3 separate regions of the Mus musculus genome follow, and regions 1 and 3 are each linked to region 2. Evidence: chromatin contacts called from ENCODE Hi-C or POLR2A ChIA-PET data. All regions are on one chromosome and are shown on one strand. The core of a region is the stretch at or near the end of the contact, and the rest is flanking DNA. Distances in the headings are between cores, read along the strand shown. Region 1 holds the start of Per2 (period circadian clock 2). Region 2 holds the start of Traf3ip1 (TRAF3 interacting protein 1). Region 3 holds the start of Asb1 (ankyrin repeat and SOCS box-containing 1).

Region 1 (3,567 bases), core at 137-2,636, 35 kb after region 2:
GCTGAAATGAACTTAGTCTCTGCCCCCATCTGCATCTGAGGAATTGCATGCCTGTCCTGCCAGGCAGACAGAAAGAAGTAGCTCCCACACGGAATTCTTGAATGTGGGTTAGCCGGCTGTGTACACCAGCAGCTCAGTTTGTTAGCAGACTTCTGTTGCTAATGTTTGCCTCCTTTCCATTCCTGGTTCCTAGGACACCCCAGGGGAAGATTCAGAGTAGTGGATGCTACTAGGCTTCAAGTTCCCTGGCAATGACAAATGACCTTTTTACCCTTGGAAGACGTGACAAGCTTGCCTTCTCCATCACACCTTGCATGAGTCTTTAGGTTGTTCTCTGTCAGCCTCAAACCCGCTCCGAGGAAACTTCTACTCCCTCCTTTGACCCTTTGGACAGGAGCCTGAACGCTTTAGTAGGCTTCCAGACAGTGCTCTTGAAAGAACCAAATAGCTTCAACCAAGGTTCCACAGGGGCAGGGCTGTCCTATCACTGGAGGAGTACCCTCCCCTGACTAGCTAGTGTCTGTAGCTTCCACTTCAGAAAAGCCCTGCTGTTCCAGATGCACACCCCGCTTCCATAGTTCCTGTAAGGTTAATAAACTACACCACCGCATTTGGTTAAGCTTCCCTGTAGAACGTCAGTCTTCTCTCCCTATGTGATTGAGGGCAGGAAGAAATCACTTCTTTCCTTTGTATCTCTGCACGGCAATTATGACCTTATTTCCTGAATCAACACTAACTAGCAACACGCAGTTTCAGAAACAAGAAAGGCTAAGTGGGAGTTTTGTGCTTTGGCCCATCTGGAATGACGGTCAGCCTGGGGGGCCTGTCCTAGGGTCACCCAGCCTGTCCTGGGAAGGTGCTCAGCAGCAGATCCAGAGGGGCCGTCCTATTTGCCCTCAAGCGTCTCGCCATGAATGAATGAGAGGGGAAATGAATGAACTGGGCTGGATGAGCGAAAGGTGTCAGCAGAGAGCATTCTCGGTCCTTCGGATTACCGAGGCTGGTCACGTCGTCGCAGGTGATAGGCCGGTGGCCCTGGTCTCTGCCGGCTGTGAGTTGCGCAGCGGCCAAGCACCATTCCCCCGCGCCGCAGTGGTACGCGCCACTCCGGGGCTGCACGAGCGGGCCACCGCCGTGCCAGGTGAATGGAAGTCCCGCAGGCCGGAAGTGGACGAGCCTACTCGCCCGGGCGCGGGGGGGCGCAAGAGCGCGCAGCATCTTCATTGAGGAACCCGGGCGGCGAACATGGAGTTCCATGTGCGTCTTATGTAAAGAGAGCGACGGGCGTCTCCACCAATTGATGAGCGTAGCTCTCAGGTTCCGCCCCGCCAGTATGCAAATGAGGTGGCACTCCGACCAATGGCGCGCGCAGGGGCGGGCTCAGCGCGCGCGGTCACGTTTTCCACTATGTGACAGCGGAGGGCGACGCGGCGGCAGCGGCGCTACTGGGACTAGCGGCTCCGGGCGGCTGCGGCGCAGGCCGAGCGCACCAAGTGACGGGCCGAGCAAGGGACAGACGCGCGGGTTGACGCGGCGAAGCGGTGAGTGGCGCGGCGCTGGGCGGTGGCGCGGTGCTGGGCGGTGGCGCGGACCTGGACGGCCGTGGTCGTCTTACGTAACCGGCGGCTCGGACAGCTGGAGCTGGGGTCCTGAGCCAGGAGTTGCCGACTGTGCAAACGGCTGCAACTCGGCAGAATGTAGATGGAACTGCGCGGTGACCCTTTTCCAGGTTCACACTGCTGTCCCCATTTCTCAGGTTAGGCACTGAGGTCGGAGAGATTAGTTAGGCATCTTGTCCGAGGACACAGAGACATTGAGTGATCACGACACCAGACTGAGCACGCCGACTCCCATGGTGCTGTCCAAGGAAGCCAGGGTCAGTGCAAACTGTTCCTAGGATGGGTCCAGAGGGTCCCCTAAGGAGCTGGCTTCCTGCTATGAGTTCAGAGAGTCAAGTCTGGCCCTGGGGGAAGGACCACTGGTAGGCACTGACTCCCAGCGGTGGGAAAGGGGTTAAACAGAGAAATACCCAGTGCCAAGCCACACCTGCCCCTCCCCGCCCCTATGTCAGGGAGACCACTTTGTCCACCCACTTTGATTTCCGTGGCATCCTCCACGCCAGTATTTCCTGTCTCCAGATGGACTGGGAGTATGTCAGGAGAGGGGGGAGAGGTCCACTCTTAAGCTGGAGCAGTCACATCGTCATCCTTTGAGACATACCTTGGCTGCCAAGCACAGACATGGACCAAGAGGTGGGCGGTGGCCTGCTTCTTCTGCAAGAACCCTGGTTGCCAGGGTTTCTGTAACGTATACACAAGGAACCAGTTTGGAAAGCTGATTCATACGGAACAAGGGAGCCAGAAGGCTCCCTGGAAATCATCCAGGGTAACCCCTAGCTTGAAGAGGCACAGCCACAGGCTGGCAAGCTGTACCACTGTAAAAACCAGGCCTGGCAGTCTCAGGATCTGTTTCTCCTCCTTGGTCCACATGCTTACCAGAGGTGCAAACCTGAAGGGAAGCATGTCCACTCTGTCTTAGTCTCTGGAGTCTAGGTCGGATTCGTCTGATAACCAGAGTCTGTCTGCCTCAAGGCTTTAATTTAAAAAAGTCGGTTTTGTGTGTGTGTGTGTGTGTGTTTTAAGATATGGAAAGCACCACTTTGTGTACGTTGTTGGAATCTAAGAAAGCCAGGGACTCCTTTATTTTAATGGTAGCTGTACAGTGTGCCCGAATGGAATGGTACTGTGGGTGGCTGCAGTTATCTGTCACTGTCATCTTGGTGTGATTCATTGGTACATAAGTGGCGCAGCTCAGGCTGTGTGTGGAGGCTGGAGTACTGAGCAATGAGGGAGCCCTGCATCAGCCAGCTGGCAGCTACTGGGTACCTCGGCTTACCCTGGGCTCCAGTTTCCTCATCTGAGACAGTCTCTGAGATCTGGCCCTGTGCACGTTTGGAGTTCTGTATCTGCAGACCCTTTTCTCAGGCACCTGCCTAACTAAGATGTGAGAAGTTTGTGAAACCCTGCTGGTGTCACATAACGTCCCTGTGTGAGACGTAGCTGCTGTGCTTAAATGAACTAGGAGAGGTTCCTGATATTTATACAGCTCCTCTCTCAAACTCCAAACCTAGAAAACCCTGAGAGGTATGGGAGCCTATTATAATGGTATAATTTCCTCCAATCTCAGTGGACCCCCGGCTCCAGCTCTGAGGAGCTGGTGAATGGCTGAGCATGGAGAAAGAAGAAAGAGCCTCACTAGATATTGGAGTGACCCTTGAAAATGACTGTGTTAAGTGACTAGAAACGCATAGCCCACAGCCCTGCGGAACCCTCTTCACCCAATGCTTGTGGGAAGCTGCTTAGCACCAGACTCCTGGGAGAACAAGTGGGTGCAGAGAGCCTCTGCTGGCCTGTCCCCAAGCCATGGCACTTCCCACTGGGGATGTGGCCCTCACGTGAAGCCTTTTGCTCATGGAGTATGATCCTAACAAGCCGGTCACTATAGGCAACTCTAGAGTCTAGAGCAAGTTAGAAGCAGGGAGAGAGCCACACAATTGACTTTTAAAAA
Region 2 (3,178 bases), core at 121-2,620:
ACGAGAAGGGTAGACTACAGTGCTCAACCTACTGAGACGAGAAAGTCTGAGGGTCAACACTGGGAGAGACCTTGAGCTCTGGACTTCTAAGTCCCAACCATACCCCAAGTTCCACAGCACCTTCTGGAGTACCATGCCCATTCTGTGTACCCCCTGCAGTGACACTCTTGGGGTTACCAAGAGCCCAGACAGACTCCACACAATTGTAACTGTTGTACAATGTTATGTACCTCATCCAATGCAGCTTCCTGGAGACTCACTAACAAATAGAAGACAAGCTCTAAAGAGACATAATGGTAAGTGCTGCAGGTTGGGAGAAGTAAAGTAAGGCAGGTCCCAAGACCTAGTGGGCCTGGGAACCTAACATGGAAGGCACCACTGAATGCTCAGAAGGTCCCAGACAAGGACCTGCACCCTACCCAGGCCTCAAGTATAAGCACAGCCCAATTCCAGAGCCCCAACATACCTCCAGCTCCTAACAGCAACTTGACCCTGAGCCTAGACCCTGTCCCGAGGCTCACACTCAATAAACCGATGTCAGCCCGGGCCTCTACCTCCTCTCAGCCTCACCTTCTGGCTCCAGCACCCTAACCCACAGACCTAGACTCTGACCCGGGCCTTCTATCTCCACCCAAACCACTAGACCAGCACCCGCTACTCTACCCTGACTCCAACTGGAACCTAACCCTGACCCTCACCTGGACCTGGACCTGCACCTCCACCCCTCAACGCACTCTCAATCCAATCAGCACTCGGAGCCACACAGACCTTACCATTGACCCTGATCCTCACCTTCATCTGAGACTAATCCTCATTTCGACCCAAACCCTGATTGGCATCCTACAACGCCCCTCACACTACCCGGTCCCTCAACGCGATCCTCACGCTACCTGGTCACTCGCCTTGATCCGGCCCTAATTCTGACTCTCACCCCGAAACGAATCCTACTCAGACGCGCATCCTACCTCGACTCTCACCCTACCCGGACCCTCACTCCGACACTCGCTCGGTCCCGCACTTAACCATAACCTTCAACACCGTTACCCCAACCCTCAACCCGTCCCGCCACTACCCGGACCCTTAACCCGTTCCGCACTCTACCCCTACCCTCACCCCACCTCAACCTGACGCGCACCAGCCCGCGCCTACCTCGGTGATGATGTCGTGCAGGTAGCGGAACGGTGGCTTGTTGAGCAGCTTCTCGGTGAGCGGCGGCCTCCGGATCACCTTGCCCAGAGCCTCCTGCGTCCGCCGCACCACTGCGGCGTTCATGGCGCTGCCGCCCGCGACCGCTCGCGCCCCTCCTCGCGCGCCGCGCCTCTGCCCGGTGCCCCGAGATGCCCGCCGTCCCGGCGCGCCGGTCTCCCATCCCACAGTGCACCGCAGCTCGCCACCGCGCTTGCGCGTGCCACCAGCACCCGGTCTCTAGGGCCGCGCGGCCTTGGCAACGGACGCGCGCCCGGCCCCGCCCATCCCCTCCGGCCTCTCTAGCTGCTCTGGAGGACACACGCGCTCCGCCTCTGTGGCTGCTTGAACCTGAGCCTGCTCCGCCAACCCGGCGCACCATAGGGCGCTGCACAGCACTGCCCAGAGACCTGGCATTCTGAGTGAGAAAAGAGCGACCATTTGATATTTCTAAGGAGAGCATTTACAGTAACACCCACCAGGAAAATAACACTTCACATAAACTTGGAAAAGGACTTGACTCCTTTCATCCCTTCATTCCTGTTCCCTGCCCAGCATCCCCTGCCTTAGGTAATCTTTAAGATGGTGCCAAGGGGAAGGGTTGTGTCCTTCCACATTTTCTGTGCTCTTGGTTCACCAGAGCGGGCACAAAACTGTGAAGGAGCTAGGCCCTTAGGCTAGGATGCTGCAGCTTTCTGCTACACACACACACACACACACACACACACACACACTTACTTCCCACCTCACCCTCACCACCACCCGAGGCTATGCAGGAGATGCTTCTACTGGATCAGGTGTTGCTGCTGTGCCTGAGGTCTGGAGCTCCTCTGCCCAAACTGGCAGAACCCCAACTAGAACATTGCCCCTGATCTCTCTACCATGGCTACACCCCGAGAGCCAGAATCTTCTTTAAGAGCCCTCTCACTCTGAGCCCCAGCTGGAGTTGGTCTCTGGGGGAGTTCAGAGAGCAGAATTCAGAGAGCAGAAGTCCTGTCTCTAAACACCGCCCCTAAGAACATACCCACCTAGCTCCTACCCTAGAAAGTTCACTCTGAGCAGAATCGTGATGTAGGTGTGGAATGAAAGCTGGAGCCAGCAACTGGCTTGTTTGTGATGCTGGACCAGGTGGTAGGAACTCAGGGTTTTACTTGGAAGATACCTCTGACCTTGGGAATTCTACTGAGGACCTGGAGCCTATGCCATACAACAAAGCGAAGATGATGCTTTATCCTCTCACAGCTTGTGGAGGAGGGCAGAACAGTAAGTGGATCCAAGAACACACACACACACACACACACACACACACACACACACACACACACACGAAGGCCAGAGTACAGTTTTGGCTGCCTTTAGGAGGGCTAACCAACCAGAAGATCTTCAGTCTATCTGGGTATCAAAGTTTTTTAGAAGATCCAGGACAGCAAGTATTGTCAACCAACCCTCTGGGGACTGACCTAGGGGAGGTAACTTTGAAGAGTATAGTTCTATCTTCCAGAGTCTCACCCCTGCCTTTGGTTCAGCCTACCCACCCCCATACTGAAGAAAGACATTCTTCAGTGGACAACATTCTGGTCACCAACGAAGCGGGTCCCAGAAGATATAAGCAATTCCTGGCTTCAAGAAAGATATCTGGAACCCAGACCTCCCCAGAGGAAGGATGCAGAGGCCAGCATGGAGCCATCAGTCTTGGGGGGCAGTCAGCAGAGTAGGGGCTACTAGCCTACATCACCCCCTGAGATGAGGGAGAGAGCAGGAAAGAGTCATTCACAGAAGAAGGTAGCTGAGTAAGAATGGAAAGAGGTTTCTAACTCAAAAGCCCGGCAGGGGAGGCTTTCAACGTGAACAGTTTCTGAGTGAATGAAGGGAATAAGGATGGTTGTGACTCACCCCAGGAAACAGAAGCCACAAAGCAAAGTGGCTTCCAGGCCCTACCTCCCCCAATTGAGAGGCAAACATTCCCAGAGACAAAGACCTGAGGATGCTGAAC
Region 3 (3,664 bases), core at 473-2,972, 46 kb before region 2:
GTGCACAGCAGACCAACAGGCAGGCATCTATCTAGCCTGGAAATGGATCTGTAAGGCGCTTCCAGGTCCTCCTTTCATCACTGTAACTACAGCACAGTATAAAAATTTAAAGCCAGAGTTGGGGAGGATTCAGATGTACCGGGTAACTGTTAGGAAAATGGCTGGCACCAGAGGACTTCGGAAAGTCTCTGGACCCCCTTAGCTCACCTCTCCTCTACACTCCCAGCCCAGGCCAACAGACCTTCAGAATCTCCTCCAGTTCTAGAGCCGAAAGCCATTTCAATTTCGGACTTCTCTGATCATCTAATCCAACTACCCACTGAAGACCTGTGCCTCTACCCAAGCTGGAAACACACAAACAGAACAGACACTAAAACAACACTGGGGTCGGGGTGGGGTGCAAAACCACTTTTTCTTCCACAGGACTATTCTGTACCTTAAGAAATAGCTACCCTTTGACCAACCACCTCTCTCCCATTTCTCATTCCTGCATGACAGGTCAATCCACTCAAAGATCTTGTCTGTCCCTGAGATCAAATTCAATGACAACCAAAGCTCTTGGTGGTAGAGGCCTTGCCTTGCTTTTTCATGTCACCCCGATAGCCCCAGGTGAGTCAGGCCAATAGGACATCATCCACAAAGTTTGTTGAATTGATGGAGGGAGGAATGACAAGAGACTGTACCAACATTGTGGCTTTCTCAGATTTTCTGCATACAGAAGAGAGCTCAGTGAACTCTAAAATCAGAGATGGGTGCAGAAGCACACCTACCAAACACCTACCAGCAGGTTCAGAAAGACCCCAAGGTGGACGCCGTACCAGGAAACTCTCCTGGGAATTGTTAGTTCCATTGTAGCAGCACTGCAAAGTGGAGCAGCTTTAAGGCAGGTGGCAAGTGTCACCCTTTTTCTGCAGGTGGGTCAAGCGCCCCTGTAAGAGTTGTGGCACTAGCAAGCTCTCTGGGGACAGCACTGTCGTTAAGGTGGGTGGAGGTGGGGCGGAGGACGTTTGTCCAGTAGCTACTGCGCTGACTGGCTGGCGGGATGGGGAAAGGGAACCTGTCCGCACGAAGGCTGACCTCTGAGGGCCCTTACTGACCAGTGAGCTCATACCTGGAAGAAGATCCGAACCCCATGGTCCAGCCAGGGTCATCGCTGACGGGGATGGGCTAACAGGGTGGCAGTTACAAGGCTAGCTCCACCAGAAAGAAACCTCCGTGGGAGGGATGTCCACGAGAGGCCAGGCAGGAGCGGGGGCGCGCGCCTAGGGCCGCGCGGAGCCTAACGTCCACACTTACTGACCCCGGGCGCGATTCCTCGGATCTGGCCTGCGAGGACCGAGGACCCGAGTCCCGGACGCCCAAGGGACACTCTGACCCCAAGACGCAACCCCGCTCCCTACTACCCCTAGCCGCGCACGTTACCTGCGGGTCCCGGGCCGGCCCGTCCATCGGGGCCGGTCCCGCCCTCCGCCATGCCTACTTGGTCCTCAGCCTCCGCCCTGACCCCGCCGCCTGTCCACCTCCGCAGCAATCCTGTCAGAGAGCAACGCTGTCAGAGAAGCACCGCCGGCGTTTCCGGCAGGTGGGCGTGTCCAGGGCTCGGCTTCCGGGGAGTATGAGCCTCCTTTTCGTACTTCCTGCTCCGGACGGAGGGTGCTGGGGTCTCCACTTCCGGCCTGGCTAACGGACTTGATTGCTGATTAGCGGGGTTGACCAAACTGCGTCTCCCGAGGCAACAGCAGCAGCTTCTGGGGAAACGCCTTTCCTCTGGGGGCGGAGGCTTATTTGCATGCCTCAGGAACTCCTGGTTGGTCGATTCTGTTCCCGCCCACTGGAGGGCGGGACGTGGGCGGGACCGTTACGGCCCAGTGGACTGTGGTCCGCTATCGCAGCGGCTGAAGGGTGTTGAGTGACGTGGGGCTGCGCTGCTGTCCTTTCTACGAGACTCCAAACGGTGCCTTCCGAGTCGGTGACTTGCAAAGTTGTGTTAGACGAAGGCAGCCCAGAATGTCTCCATGGAGCCAATAGTGTCTGTAACTTGGTCAAGGCGTGTTGACAGAGTGGCTTTCCCTCAAGCACTCCCGATTTTACATCGGTCACACTGTGTGCGTTGCGTTACGAACAGTTCTTAAGCATGGACGCTGTCGGGTCCTTTCATTCTCCTCTACACAACTTAGGGAAGGTACCTTGCAGGGGGAGGACCCCAGTGGACCGGGGGGAGACCGCGCCTTAAGGAGACAGAAGCGCCCCGCTGTCCTGTGAGATGGAGGCAAGGCCACAGTCTCCAACACCGCGGCTGTGACTTGTCTGCATCTTTGTGTGGTCATGGCACACCAGCTGGGAGCTAGCGACTATAGGTGCCCAACAAATCCTCGTGCCCAGACTGGCTCAGTTGCACAGGTCTGTGGAGCTGTGTGAGGCATCCTGGAACAGAGCCACGGGCTCTGAGGGTTTTGAGGGGAGCGGGGAGATTCCTGCAGTGGTGTTTGGTCTTGATAACACCGTTGGCACGAGGGACAGGTGACACCAATGACGCTGCAAGGCAAAGAGCCAGAGGTGGCTCAGCCTTATGGCTCTGCTCCACGGCTGCACATCCCTGGCTGGGATACCTCAAGGGTAAAACCACCCAAATGCGCATCAAAATGTGGTGTCGTGGCCATCCATATATCCTTTAAAAAGCCTCTGCCCCAGGTTACAACATGGCCAACCCTGGAGGATCTCTGCTCAGTGAAATAAGCCAGCAATAACGAACAAATAATGCACTCTTCCACACATAGGTCACTAAAGGAATCAGCTTCGGAAACAGAGTGGAATAGTAGGTGTCAGTTTGCTTCCAGAAAAGGGAGTGTCACGGGTGAGGGGACAGAGATAAAACTCCAGGCTGTCACCCTAGCCTGAGAACTTCGTTGAGACCAAAACTCAAGCAAAACTGGACTTACTGCTTTGGCTCGGGAAAAAAAAAATTTGTTAAGACTAATGGAAGCAATGTTGAGGTTTTATTTAAAATACTTTAACATTAGACTTTAACCTAAAGACTTAGAAGAGAGGTACTATGGAAGACACACCCAAGTATAGCTCCTCAAGGGAGTCACAATCCTTAGCACTAGCTACTATATACACCATTTTGATGGCTCTCAACTTAGATCTCAAGAGTACTCAGAAACTAACACTCTCTCTCTCTCTCTCTCTCTCTCTCTCTCTCTCTCTCTCTCTCTCTCTCTCTCGTGTTTGTGTGTGTGTCTATGAGATTATGGGGTGGCTTCAGACATACCTTGGATGGAATTATAATCTGATAAAGCCAGGAGCCACTGATTGCATGAGTTTTGTGCATGTCCATTTCCTGTAAAAGTTTCTAGTGAGAGTCCTGGAAAATTGCAGGTGCATAAGTGCGGAGGGAGGAAAGCTTTAAGCAGTTAATTGTGCTGGAATTCCTGCTTCTCTGTTGGCAAGAGGCTTCAACCAAATTCCTCAGTAAAGGTAAAGGGCTCCTCTTCCTCCTCATACCTCCATGATTTGCCTTTCTATTCTATCTCAGGAGGAATAGGAAGTGAATACTTTTTAAAAGGGGTTTGGGGGTGGGGTAGGGCAAATGGAGACAAGATCTTACTAGCCCTTGGCTGGCCCAGAGCTGATATGTAAATGAGTCTTGCCTTAACTCATTGAG

What was found. A loop is a pair of places that touch in the nucleus more often than their neighbours do. ChIA-PET counts read pairs that join two places held with the same protein, here RNA polymerase II (POLR2A).
Region 1: a map of T-helper 2 cell shows a loop between it and region 2 (1.9-fold over the local background). The contact joins the promoter of Per2 here to the promoter of Traf3ip1 in region 2. A Hi-C loop is called at or near these places in 3 of 37 maps with a recorded cell type or tissue (T-helper 2 cell and heart). POLR2A ChIA-PET finds 5 or more read pairs at or near these places in 2 of 5 experiments (Patski and embryonic stem cell).
Region 3: a loop to region 2 is called in a map of heart, with 3 times the contacts of the local background. The contact joins the promoter of Asb1 here to the promoter of Traf3ip1 in region 2. A Hi-C loop is called at or near these places in 2 of 37 maps with a recorded cell type or tissue (T-helper 1 cell and heart). POLR2A ChIA-PET finds 5 or more read pairs at or near these places in 1 of 5 experiments (Patski).

Annotation. Positions count from the first base shown.
Region 1 is chr1:91,457,147-91,460,713 of GRCm38, reverse strand. It overlaps Per2 (period circadian clock 2), which reads left to right and starts at 1,386. Exons shown (of 23, transcript NM_011066.3): 1 at 1,386-1,541. It overlaps Gm35591 (a long non-coding RNA gene), which reads right to left. Exons shown (of 3, transcript XR_003948694.1): 3 at 2,944-3,567.
Region 2 is chr1:91,492,860-91,496,037 of GRCm38, reverse strand. Traf3ip1 (TRAF3 interacting protein 1) reads right to left here and starts at 1,370. Exons shown (of 15, transcript NM_028718.2): 1 at 1,150-1,370. The coding sequence starts at 1,272.
Region 3 is chr1:91,538,623-91,542,286 of GRCm38, reverse strand. It overlaps Asb1 (ankyrin repeat and SOCS box-containing 1), which reads right to left and starts at 1,722. Exons shown (of 5, transcript NM_001039126.2): 1 at 1,423-1,722. The coding sequence starts at 1,474.